Regions from separate parts of the Homo sapiens genome. Here region 1 is linked to region 2. Evidence: chromatin contacts called from ENCODE Hi-C data. All regions are on one chromosome and are shown on one strand. The core of a region is the stretch at or near the end of the contact, and the rest is flanking DNA. Distances in the headings are between cores, read along the strand shown. Region 1 holds the start of LINC01828 (long intergenic non-protein coding RNA 1828). Region 2 overlaps LINC02934 (long intergenic non-protein coding RNA 2934).

Region 1 (5,859 bases), core at 323-2,822, 1.1 Mb before region 2:
ATGGATAGCAAAGTTTTGAGGTACATATGTGAAGTATTTGGTGACTGAGTAGACTGTAGGGCATAGGGCTGAACACAGCCAAGAAGTGAGACGTGTTGAAGGTGTCCTGGAGAATTCTATCTAGCCTGCGAGACTGAGGGACAGATGAGTCATCAAATAGTCTTAGAATACATGAGATGGAACAATTCGGGGGAAAACATATGATTTCCATTTTGGACATGGGATGTGTGAGATGGCTAACATGTGATAGTCTATTAGAAATATCTAGGAAACTCTTGGACTTATGAAGCTTAAACTTAGAAGAATGGAGATGAAAACACAGATTTGTAATTTATCTACATATGGAAAGATAAAGTTACACAAATAAAATAGTATATATGGCTTTCCACACAGGGAAGGGACTGTCCTACAAAGACTGAAGAATCCAGGCATGAAACATGATGGCAAAGGACCTTAATGTAACTGTATTTGGAGGGAGGACCTTTAAGGGGTAATTAAGGTTAAATGCAGCCATGAGGGTGGGATCCTGAGCCAATAGAATTAGTCTCTTATAAGAAACACCGGAGATATAACAGAGACAATTACCCAATTCTTTACCAAAGAGATTCTTCTGTTCTTACATGGGTAAAGGCCTGAAAGACTTCTGTGTTCTTTTAAACTAGGGTGGAAAGACTTGCAAGAAAAGTAGAAAAAGCCTGCCTTGAAAATTCTCCTACAGTTCCCAAATCTGTAGCTATAAATGAACTGCAAGATAGGGCAGACTTCATTCTGTAAACAAGAAATAGTTCTCAGACAAAAAAGACTTGCATTTGGCTCTAAAATGAACATTTATGGGGCTTGATAAATTACCTTTTTTTCTCCCTACTCCAAGATATCTGGCTTTCTCTGCTTTTACACGTTGCCTCTGATTAGGGCTTTACATTAAATGTATTTTTTTTTTTTTTTTTTTTGAGACGGAGTCTCGCTCTGTCCCCAGGCTGGAGTGCAGTGGCGCCATCTCGGCTCACGGCAAGCTCCGCCTCCAGGGTTCATGCCATTCTCCTGCCTCAGCCTCCCGAGTAGCTGGGACTACAGGCGCCTGCCACCGGGCCCAGCTAATCTTTTGTATTTTCAGTACAGACGGGATTTCACCGTGTTAGCCAGGAAGGTCTCAATCTCCTGACCTCGTGATCCACCCGCCTCGGCCTCCCAAAGTGCTGCAATTACAGGCATGAACCACCGCACCCGGCCCATTAAATGTCTTTTATACCCCACCTCACCCATGCTACCTTTCTTCAGCTGCTTTTTATGAAGATAGCTTGGAATGTGATTTTGTGCTTCTCTTCCTTCAAAGGAAGAAATGTAGATTTGTTTAGCCTGTTTGAAGCAGACACTAGATACATACTGATGGGCTTGTATTCATCTCCTCGAGCTACCAAAATGAAATACCATAGACTTAAACAACAGAAATTAATTTTCTCACAGTTCTGGAGGCTAGGAGTCCATGATCAAGGTCTGGCAGGGTTGGTCTCTGGTAAGGGCTGCCTTTCTGGTTTGTAGACTATGGCCTTCTTGCTGAGACCTCACATGGCCTTTCCTCTGTGGCTCTCAGAGCAGAGAGAGAAGGAGAGGGAGATGGGAAGAGGGGAGGGGAGGGGAGGGGGGGGGAGAGGAAGTCTCCTCTGGTGTTTCTTATAAGAGACTAATTCTATTGGCTCGGGATCCCACCCTCATGGCTGCATTTAACCTTAACTACCTCTTAAAGGTCCTACCTCCAAATACAGTTACATTAAGGGTTAAAGCTTCAACATATTAATTTTGGGTGAACACAGTTCAGCCAAGGTGAGCAAGAGCTCATCTTGCTGAGATAATTCAAGAGGCAGAAGAACCCAGCACCAAATGGCTGTGGGTCTTGAGTACCTGTTTAAGTTTTTAAGAGGATTATGGAGAGTCTCCTAAGAACTTAAAAGGCTGCTCGTTGACTTTATTCTTTTTTTTTTGATATTTTAGACAGTTGGTCTTTGTAAACACTTTAAAGTTACGACAATACCCCATTTTTTAAAGTTAATGTGAATAAACATTTATTATTTACCAACATAAATAATTAATTTGTACTGTAACTTTATGCAGGGCTGACTGTCTCTTAATCACAGTGAACCCTCAACAATAACATGGAACATCTGTAAGGAGTATTTACATTGAAAGAATGCAAGAACATCAGCTTAAACTATAAGATCATTGAAAACTGAGCATGTCAGAGGACAAAGAACTTTTTGAAAAGGCTCTTTGAGCTTATGGCTACTCCCAGGGAAGAGTCCTGCAAACCGTATAAGCACTCCCTGGACACCCTGTCTGGTGGGAAGGTGGAGGCCATTGGACCCTAGTGGGAGGCTCAAATAAGAGGGCTGATAATGGCCACAGCTGTAACCCTGGCCTTGACCCTTGAATTCTGTCCCAATGCACCTCTTCAGCATTTGTGATTAACCCCAAGAAGAGGAGGAAAGCACAAAAAGCTGAAAGATAGAAACAATTAAAGGAGTGCTGGAAGAGTCTGAAAGCACATGGCTCTCTCATTTGTGCTTTAACAATAAAGAATAAAGCCAGTGGGAAGAGAATTCTCTCCTCACCTTCACGCAGCAGCTGTGGGAGCAGACCCGGTGAGATTATACCAGCATGGCTGAGGTCATGAGAGAAAAATGGGAATGTAGCTGCAGCCACTAGCATCAGGCAGTGGCGGAGGTCAGGAGTAATGAGAAGAGAGGAGAGGAAAGCCCCAGGAAGCAGCTAAGGGAATTCTGAAGAGGTCTTTGAGAGTGCTTGGGAGAGATCCCAGGAACCCTTGGAGAAGAACTGAAATGATCGGAGTCATCAACATTTCCCCCAGTGGGCTATATGCCTGAGAGTGCTACAGTTACGGCACAGTGTGTTCAAGCTTCTTCCTTAGAGTGGTAAGGGCAGGGTTCTAAGGTGTGCAGTTGCTTGTAGATTTTTAGAAGGTCTGACTGCAATGTTGGTGCTAGTTCTAGTGCACGAATCTCAAGGAGGCAGGCCACATCCATTTAACTGTCTGTCTACTGTACCTAAAAAGCACACCACATAGGCACAACAGTACAATCACTGAAGAGAATCTTTTTATAGCCTGAGCTAATCAATGGTGGCCAGGTTGCAACTCTTGAAGACCATAGAAGCAGAGAATGATGTGATTCAACAGCTGGAGCATGAAAGATCTTGCTATTCATATGAATGCAATGGTCTCCTGTACACACACACACACACACACACACACACACACACACAGAGAGAGAGAGAGAAGTGTGCACAAAGGTAAAGGTTCATTCTTCCTTACTTAACTGCATCTCCCTCCTACCCATTCCCCAGCCCCCAACACACACACAAGCTCTGATTTAGAGCATCTGTTCATTCAAGCTTAACTTTTATTTTCACTTTAACCTTAGTTCACTTGGATGTAGATGTTGGGATAAGGAGAGATCCTTATATATATTGGGGAATGGTGAAGGAAGGAGCAGGTTGAGTAACTGTATGATGTGCCCCAGTCCCAACACCTCACTGCCCCCCTTCCCATCCCAGCAGAAGAATATGTCTTTATGCAGATAAAACATTGGCTAAACCTTCCAAGTCAGGATTCAGTTTGGTTTCCAGTGTGGGAAAGTATCCACAGTTAACCCCAGTGGATTTTTCCTGAGCAGGAGAGGGAAAATATAATAGAAAATAAATATATAGACATCTCTTAGTGCACTAGTCTAAAAATGGTCATGACTGGAGCTTAGCCTGCAAGCTGCATCAGCTGCTTTACCTCAACTTTTTGCCCTTTCCCAACATGCACATATTTATAACCTGGGCTTCCCAAACAGATTACTCTGTATTTCCGCCATCTGGTTTATGGTTTTTTTTTCTTTTTACATACTACAGGCAGCCAAATGGTAAAGCCAGTAGGATTCTTGTTTGAGCAAAAGCAACTCTGGCAGAGTGTTGTAAAATAACAGCACATTAGCTACTTGGAAGCAGTAGCACGGCTCCAGAGACTTCAAGAATGCTGGAAGACTTTAAGAGGGGTTAATTAGGGGATGAGAATGGACTCCATTGTAAGTTTTGGCAGAATATTGAAATGTTGTCTTCATAAGTATGGGGAGAATTTTACCGAAAAGTAAAAGGTGAAATGTTTCAATTTTGCCTTCATTTTATGACTGTCTCCATTGAAGAGAAATGGCTTGGTTTCATTTGTGTACAGACATAGTTATTGTATCTTTGTTACTTCCATTTCTATCAGCAAATAGAATCAAGACAACATTAAAACAGGTGTCCCTCGTTCAGTGAAAGGTTCCATTAAAGCTTGTGTTGCAGCAACACTTTTGTTAAGTGAATCCTATGACACTGTTCAATTCCACTGTAAAGGTCAGAGATTCAGTCTGTAGGAAGAGTATCTGTCCCTGAATAGAATGAAATCATAGGTCAGAATATTGAAAGCGTCCTCAAAACACTTACATAAAAGAACAAATTATATCTGTCAGAAAACATATTGTTATTCAATATATGATTAAAAGTATTCTACACTCAGATTATGATATACAAAATAGAAATACAGGCGGTGGGAAACTCTGGAAGCAGTCTTATCTTCCTCATCCTGAGATACAGGTTCAACTAATGCTAAGAAATCAATTTCTAATGATCAGAATTCTTGGTTAGAATGTTTCAGTTTGTTCTAAACAGCTTCCAATTACCTTAGAGTTTCTGACCTGATATTCTAGGTAATTTTATGGGGGTTATGGGGATGAGGTGGAGTGCATTTTTTCTAGACTTTTATGGTAATCCATCTGGATATCTTTTTTTGTATCCTTATACTACAGGATCAAAGAGGGGAGTGTACAAAGCAATATTTAAAGCATTCATTCTCTCTTTCACTGGGGAGTTAGACTCTGGTGTTTGCAGAAACAGCTGTCATTCAACAAATAGTTTTGAAGCATGGTTTGGGCAATGGATTGTATATTTTGTGACTTTTCTTATCTTAACTCAAAGTTTGCTTCATTTAGCTGATAGTGTCTGTCTGCCTTAAGGCTACACAATGCACAATGCATAACTGACATGCCATGCTTATCTGTTATGGATTAAACTTAAAAAATTTTTTGAACACTAACTAGATCAATTCATTCATTCACTCATTCATTCATTCATTTATTAATACAGAGATCAGATACAAGATTACTGCCCTAAAGATGTCCTTAGTGCCAGGAAAAGTTCTGAGTCTCTTTAAAATGCTGAGCACGGCATGCACTCTCTGTCATTTAATCAACAATCCTTATAATACAGGAATTTTTATTATTGTTTTAACTTTTAGGTTCAGGGGTACATGTGCAGGTTTTTTATACAGGTAAACTTGTATCACGTGCATTTGTTATACAGATTATTTTGTCACCCAGGTACTAAGCCTAGTACCCAATAGTTGTATTTTCCACCCCTCTTCCTCTTCCCACCGTCCACTCTCGTGTAGGCACCAGTGTCTGTTGTCCCTCCTTTGTGTCCACGTGTTCACATATTTAGCTCCTACTTATAAGTAATAACAACAATGTAGGAATTATTATCCTCAATTTACAAATGTAGAAACTGAGATTCAGAGGGGATATACAATTCGCCTAAAGTTATATTGTCATTAAGTTGCAATCTGGATTGAAACTTAGGGTTCTCTGATGCAAAAATAAAAACCATTTACTTCCACCTCAACACCATACTGACTCTTAGCAGTGTTAAGAATGAGATAATCAAATTATGATGATAGAGTAGGATTGGTAAGTATTGTAACCTTAAGAGTATGCTGTTCTCAGCATGAATATATATCTTAATTCATGAATTCCTTAAGTTTAGAAG
Region 2 (5,861 bases), core at 1,709-4,208:
CTGTCATGTGAGGGTGGTGGAAACTAGCTGCAGAAAGCCATGTGTTCAGGGGAAACCTGGGTTTTTTAGCTGGATTAGAAAGCGGATGCCAGTTTAGGGAAGAGATTGAGAATATAAAAGAAAGAACTTATCCCTAAAGGGGGATTCTAGAAGGCAAAGTGGAAAGGTTTTGGAGAGTGGGAATTCTGGAGAGGATGAGTCAATTCAGTTTCTATCACTTATTCATTCAACAAATAGTTGTGAATTCTAGCCCTTGGCGTACATGTATTTGGTGCTAAGGACTTATAAATGGAGAAGATATGGACTCTCTCCCTAAAGCACTCTTCATCCATTTATCATAGGCCATATTGGAGTTCTTTCAGAGTAATCTCCCCATGACATCATGGTGGAAGCAAAGACTATTGGGAGACTTTCAAGAAGAGATCACGGTTCACTGTCAGGTTCCCAAGCAAAGACATGAGATGGTGAAGGTGTTGACTTCACATGAGTATCCTACAATGATTCTATTGCCATCCAAGAAACAAGGCAGCACAACCTACTGCTGACTCCGTACAAATGCAAGAGGAGGGTGAAACCCCATACCAGGTGTCCCCACTTCCATCTCCACAAGATGCTTTCTTTGAGGTGCCAGCATGGAACAGTGAACAAAGAGAACAAACGTGAACTTCACTATCACAGGGATAACTGTGCTCTGTTTATGTGATTATCTCCTCCACCAGATTAAGAGCACCTCAGAAATAGGTGTCCTGCCTTATTTCTCTGTACCTAACACTGCACTTAGCACAGCATCTGGTACATAGTAGATAGTCAATAAAAATGTGTTGGCTGAAATGAACTGAACCATACAACTCACATTTGCATGATATTTAACAGTTGACCAAGTAGCTTCACATTAAATATCCCAGGGTTATACAAACTTTGCAAAGTAACCATTTGCATAGCTCTACTTTGTTGAATGCTCTCTACCTGTTAGAATCAGCATAATTATTTTCTTCACTTTACATATGCAAAAAGTGAAGTTCAAAAATTAAACAACTTGCTGTGGGTTATACAGTTAGCCACCCGTGGAGATAGAACTAGAATCCAGAGAATCCTGGACAGTTTCTGTTACAAAATGCTGTAGCCCAGAGGAAGTTAATTCCTTGGTGGGCAGTGAGTGTGAAAAAGGAGAGAAGTAATGACATTATGTAGTATAATAGTATTGATACAATTACATGATATACAATAGTGTTGATACTATTATACTATAATAGTATAATGATATTACATAGTATAATAGTATTGATAGTACAGTAATAATATACTATTAATAATTATAATAATTTACTACCCCTCTATTCTCTGCAGCTTTTACCTATACAATCTCTAATATAAAAACCTGTAGAATACCTATTATTATTCCATTTTACACATGAAGAAACTAAGAATCAGAGAGCCTAATTAATTTACCCAAGTTCCCAGAGCAAGAAACAGGTACACTGCAGCTCCAAACCCAAGTCTGAATTCTTTCTCCCATTCTATTCTGCCTCACAAATCATCCCAAATCAGTCCCTGAATGTTCTCTTGCCTAAATCTTCAACCCTAAGTATACTAAAATGTATAGCCAGAAAGAATTTTAGCAGTTTTGTTTTTGTTTTTTTGTTTTTGTTTTACACCAGTGCTGACAGTCAACCAGCCACACTTAACTGACTACTATTCATTATTACTTGGGGGGATAAACAAAGAGGTGAATAGAAAAAAGAAAAGATCATTAATTCTTTCTTTCTTTCATTCATCAAATATTTATTGAGTGCTCATCATATGCTGGTCACTGTTCTGGGCATTGAGGATGAAGAATGAAATAAAACAGAAAAAAATCTCATTCCTCATGGAACACCGATTCCAGCCAGTCACTGTCCTCAGTGGTCCTTACTCTTGTTACAGGTACCCTCCCCCACCACCCCCCATCCTCGACACACACACACACACACACACACACACTCATAGAGCCTTTCCCACCTCTGCAAATGGCAATCGTGTTCTCTGGCCCCCAGGTTCTGAAGAGAGACAGGCTGCCCTGTAAACACAGCATCCGCAAATGATGTCCAGGGACTGGATTTTTATAGGGCCTAGAAAATTGTACCCCTATGGCTATTTGAGAGAACCTGCAGCCATCATTTCCCTTAGTCAGGGGGATGTAGAGATAAGGGAAGAAAGCAGATGGCAGGCAAGCTGCAAAATACCATGGCTGAATCACACGTGCTCAAAAAATGAGCTGCTCTACCAGACCTCAGCTGAAAGCTACCAAGCTGAATCTAAGGGTTATGTTGAGATATTGTCTTGCAACCTCAGCCCTCAGAAATGGTTGTGTTTCCTTTGAATGCTGTCTACCTCTCCTCCCACGTGGGCAGAGCTCCTCATTGCCAAGCCTATTTTTACGGTTCATCTCCAAAACAAGTACAAAATAGTGTGGGTCTCAGATGAGTCCTCCCTCTCACTGGCCACTGGAACACCATCTGCAAGTTGAGTGGGAACAGTAAACACTGCAGGTTAAGTAACTTATTACTAATATTTTCCTTGAGCTCTGAAACTTTTTAAACAAACAACAACAACAATTGTATCATAATAACCTTCCAGAGGTTAACAGCCGGCAGGTGGTCCAGCTCAGTTGAAATGCAAACCAGACAGCTGTTTGATTATAAACTGTTGATTCTTAATGGTGATCTGGGGAAAACTTCTTGCTGAAAAAGGGTCTTCTCTTAAAAATCCCTAATGAAACAACACATAAATGTCAAAATGACAAAAATAAGGAAGTGTGTCATAGACTAAGCATTTTAATGTCCTTTCTGGCTTCCTCCAGAGTGTATGTACTCTAGACCTAGCCACATTTAATGGCACAGATTCCTAAAGAGGCGGTGCGCAGCATGAATTTTTACGACCCAAATAAAACTTGGAGAGTCACTTTCCCTGCCATAGTCAGTGTCCTCAGCAGATGTGTGGGAGGCTCGTGTTTCAAACCAGCCACCGAGCCAGCACTTTACCTGGACCCAGAGGCTATGCAAAGAGTGAACATGTGAGGAGGATATTAGGAAACGGAGTAGTGTAGCATTATCCTGTCTGTCTCCAAGCCATTAAAACCTGGTGGGGATTCCCCTGGGAACCCTTGGTAAAATTAGAGAAAATTCCAAGGACTGATAAAATGGTTTGAGAATGGAGGATAAAAAGTTTCTAGTCAAAACCTTATATTAACACCACAGGGCCCCACAGACTGATGGCCATGACTGTTTTCTTCCCCTGATGATGAAATGAGACAAAAGAAAATCACTCTTTAAATCCATATTTAATTACTTGTCTATTACATTACAATCAGAAACATTTCAGAAAGTTTGCAAAGAAAAAAAGTCAATCTCATGTACCTCATAGATATGTGCATAAAAATATAAAAATTGTTTTAAAAAGAAAAGAGTCAGACTTTTTTATACTAAAATCTATGGCAAGGGGTGAAATGCAAAAACCTTAGGACAGTAAAGAAAAACAAACTGATATGACAACCATCTTTTTTAAAAAAAAAAACAGAAATAAGGAACAAAAATGAACAGCGTAAAAGGGAGAAGTTCGTATCTCCTAGCTTAGTTGCAATAAATTAGTAGAAACTTGAGATCACAGGGTGTGAAAAAAAGATGTTACTTGGTTTTGCTCCATGTTTGATGGGGTTTTCTGACCTGACCAAGGGCAAGAGCAAGGGGTAGCAATGAGCTGGACACCCTGGGATAGGATGGGTAGGAACAGAAGGAAGCACCCAGCATGCTTAGCAGGCCCTAAATACCTTCTAATACCATCAAAGGAAAAACAGAACTAGAAGGAGTTAAAGCGCTAAAATGAGATTTTATTCAGAAAAATTATTGCAATGAGTGAAAAGGGACCTCAGTACGGAACTAGGCTCAATTCTCAACACAACAAAGAAAAGTGGGAATTTGTAGCCAAGGAGTGGGTTGGGGGAGGCAGGGGGATATGGATGGAAAATTCCTAAGAGCAAACATGAAGGGACGGGGGACTCTGGCTAAACAAACCTAACAGGACTCTTGCTGAAGGCAGGCAGGGTGACCAGACATCACCTGGGAGGCGGTGGAGGGTGAGGAACCTGGTCAGATACGGAGGGGGTCAGAAATCCAGGATGGGGTATTCTGGCTAAACTTAATAGGATTCTTGCTAAAATTGGACAATACAGGGATGAATACAGAAGCCTAAAAGTGAAGATCCATTGGAAAAAAGATTCAGAGGAGCCTGATTAAAATTTGTTCAAGGACAGAAACTTTATCACTAGCTTGTAGAAAGAGGGATACAAGGGTGGTAGTGATACATTCTGATAAAACAGTCTAAATCCTTTTGAGGGCTTTTTAATTTTACCATACCAGAACCAAACTAGGGTTGCTTCTTAATTCCTGAAGCCTCTGAAGGTGAGACAAAATATAATTTAATAAATATTTATTGATGCTTGGCATACAATATATACTCTGCTAGGCAATATGGAGCTACAAAAACCAAGTCAATTCTATCCTGTCGTGTTCACTATTATACTCCAGGACTCTTAGAATGATGACTAGCACATAGTAGGTGCTCAATAAGCATTTTTATGCTAAACAAAAAATCAAGGACAGTTCTTGACCTCAAAGAGCTTTCAACCCCCAAGAAGGAAAAACACATGAATAATGAACTAGAAGAGAAAACATAAAGGCAAGAAGATTCTTCTCTGTACTTTACTGTCAGGTTTGTTATATTTGTATCTGCTATGTAGTTAAGGAGCTTCCAGGAATGCTACATGGGGGAGGGACACTTTGAGCTTGACCTGAAAGTTTGAGAAGGATTTCAACAACGAAGGTTAATTCCAGAGACACAGTAAGTTAAGAAACATAAGTGCAGATAGTAAAAACTGATACTGAATTTACCTAGTCACAACACATTTCTTCATAGATTGCTCCCATTGCCTTTAAAACTCTAAATATTAGTAATTGATACCTCCACATATTTTTCATGTTAAAGAATTTTTGTTTTAAAAGTACAATCATGTAGTTTTCTCTCTGAAATAGTCATCCCTCAGAATCCCTAGGGGATTGGTCCCAGGACCCTCTTGGATACCAAAATCCATGGGTGCTCAAGTGCCCGATATAAAATTATATAGAATTTGCATATAACCTATGCACATCCTTCCATATACTTTAAATCATCTCTAAAATATTTATGATGCCTAGTATTATATGCCTGTGTCCCCACCCAAATCTCATATTGAACTGTAGCTCCCACAATCCCCACATGTCACGAGAGGGACCCAGTGGGAGGTAATTGAATCACGGGGGTGAGCTTTTCCTGTGCTGTTCTCATGATAGTGAATAAGTCTCTCGAGATCTGATGGTTTTATAAAAGAGCATTTCCCCTACACATGTTCTCTTGCCTGCCACCATGTAAGATGTGCCTTTGCTCCTCCTTCACCTTTTGCCATGATTGTGAAGGCTCCCCAGCTATGTGAAACTGAGTCCATTAAATCTCTTTTTCTTTGTAAATTACCCAGTCCTGGGTATGTCTTTATTAGCAGCCTGAGAACAGACTAATACATAATACAATGTAAATGCTATGTAAATAATTAATATACTGGATTGTTTAGGGAATAATGACCAAGAAAAGAATTCTGTACATGTTCAATATGGATGCAACCATCCTCGTTTTTCCAAATATTTTCTATTTGCAGTTGGTTGAATCTACAGATGCAGAACCCAAGGATATTGGGGGGGTGACTGTAGTTGCTTACCCTACAATTAATTCAGATATGATTATTAGCTAGCTGTTATTACTCATAATGTAACCATAACCTCACTTCTTGAGGTTAT

Evidence for each region. Hi-C counts contacts between places; a loop is a spot of excess contacts on that map. Pooled maps may share reads with other maps.
Region 1: a pooled map of psoas muscle shows a loop between it and region 2 (6-fold over the local background). The contact joins the promoter of LINC01828 here to the enhancer-like site in region 2. A Hi-C loop is called at or near these places in 2 of 50 pooled maps.

What each region holds. Positions count from the first base shown.
Region 1 is chr2:67,082,159-67,088,017 of GRCh38, reverse strand. LINC01828 (long intergenic non-protein coding RNA 1828) reads right to left here and starts at 1,572. Exons shown (of 5, transcript NR_110564.1): 1 at 1,463-1,572.
Region 2 is chr2:65,988,633-65,994,493 of GRCh38, reverse strand. All of the region lies in intron 2 of LINC02934 (long intergenic non-protein coding RNA 2934), which reads right to left. Among named protein-coding and RNA genes, the nearest start is that of LINC02934, 200 kb to the right of the region's middle. Within about 2 kb of position 2,958, at least 2 of the 41 ENCODE cell types and tissues checked have a DNase peak (open chromatin) inside an H3K27ac peak, as active enhancers do.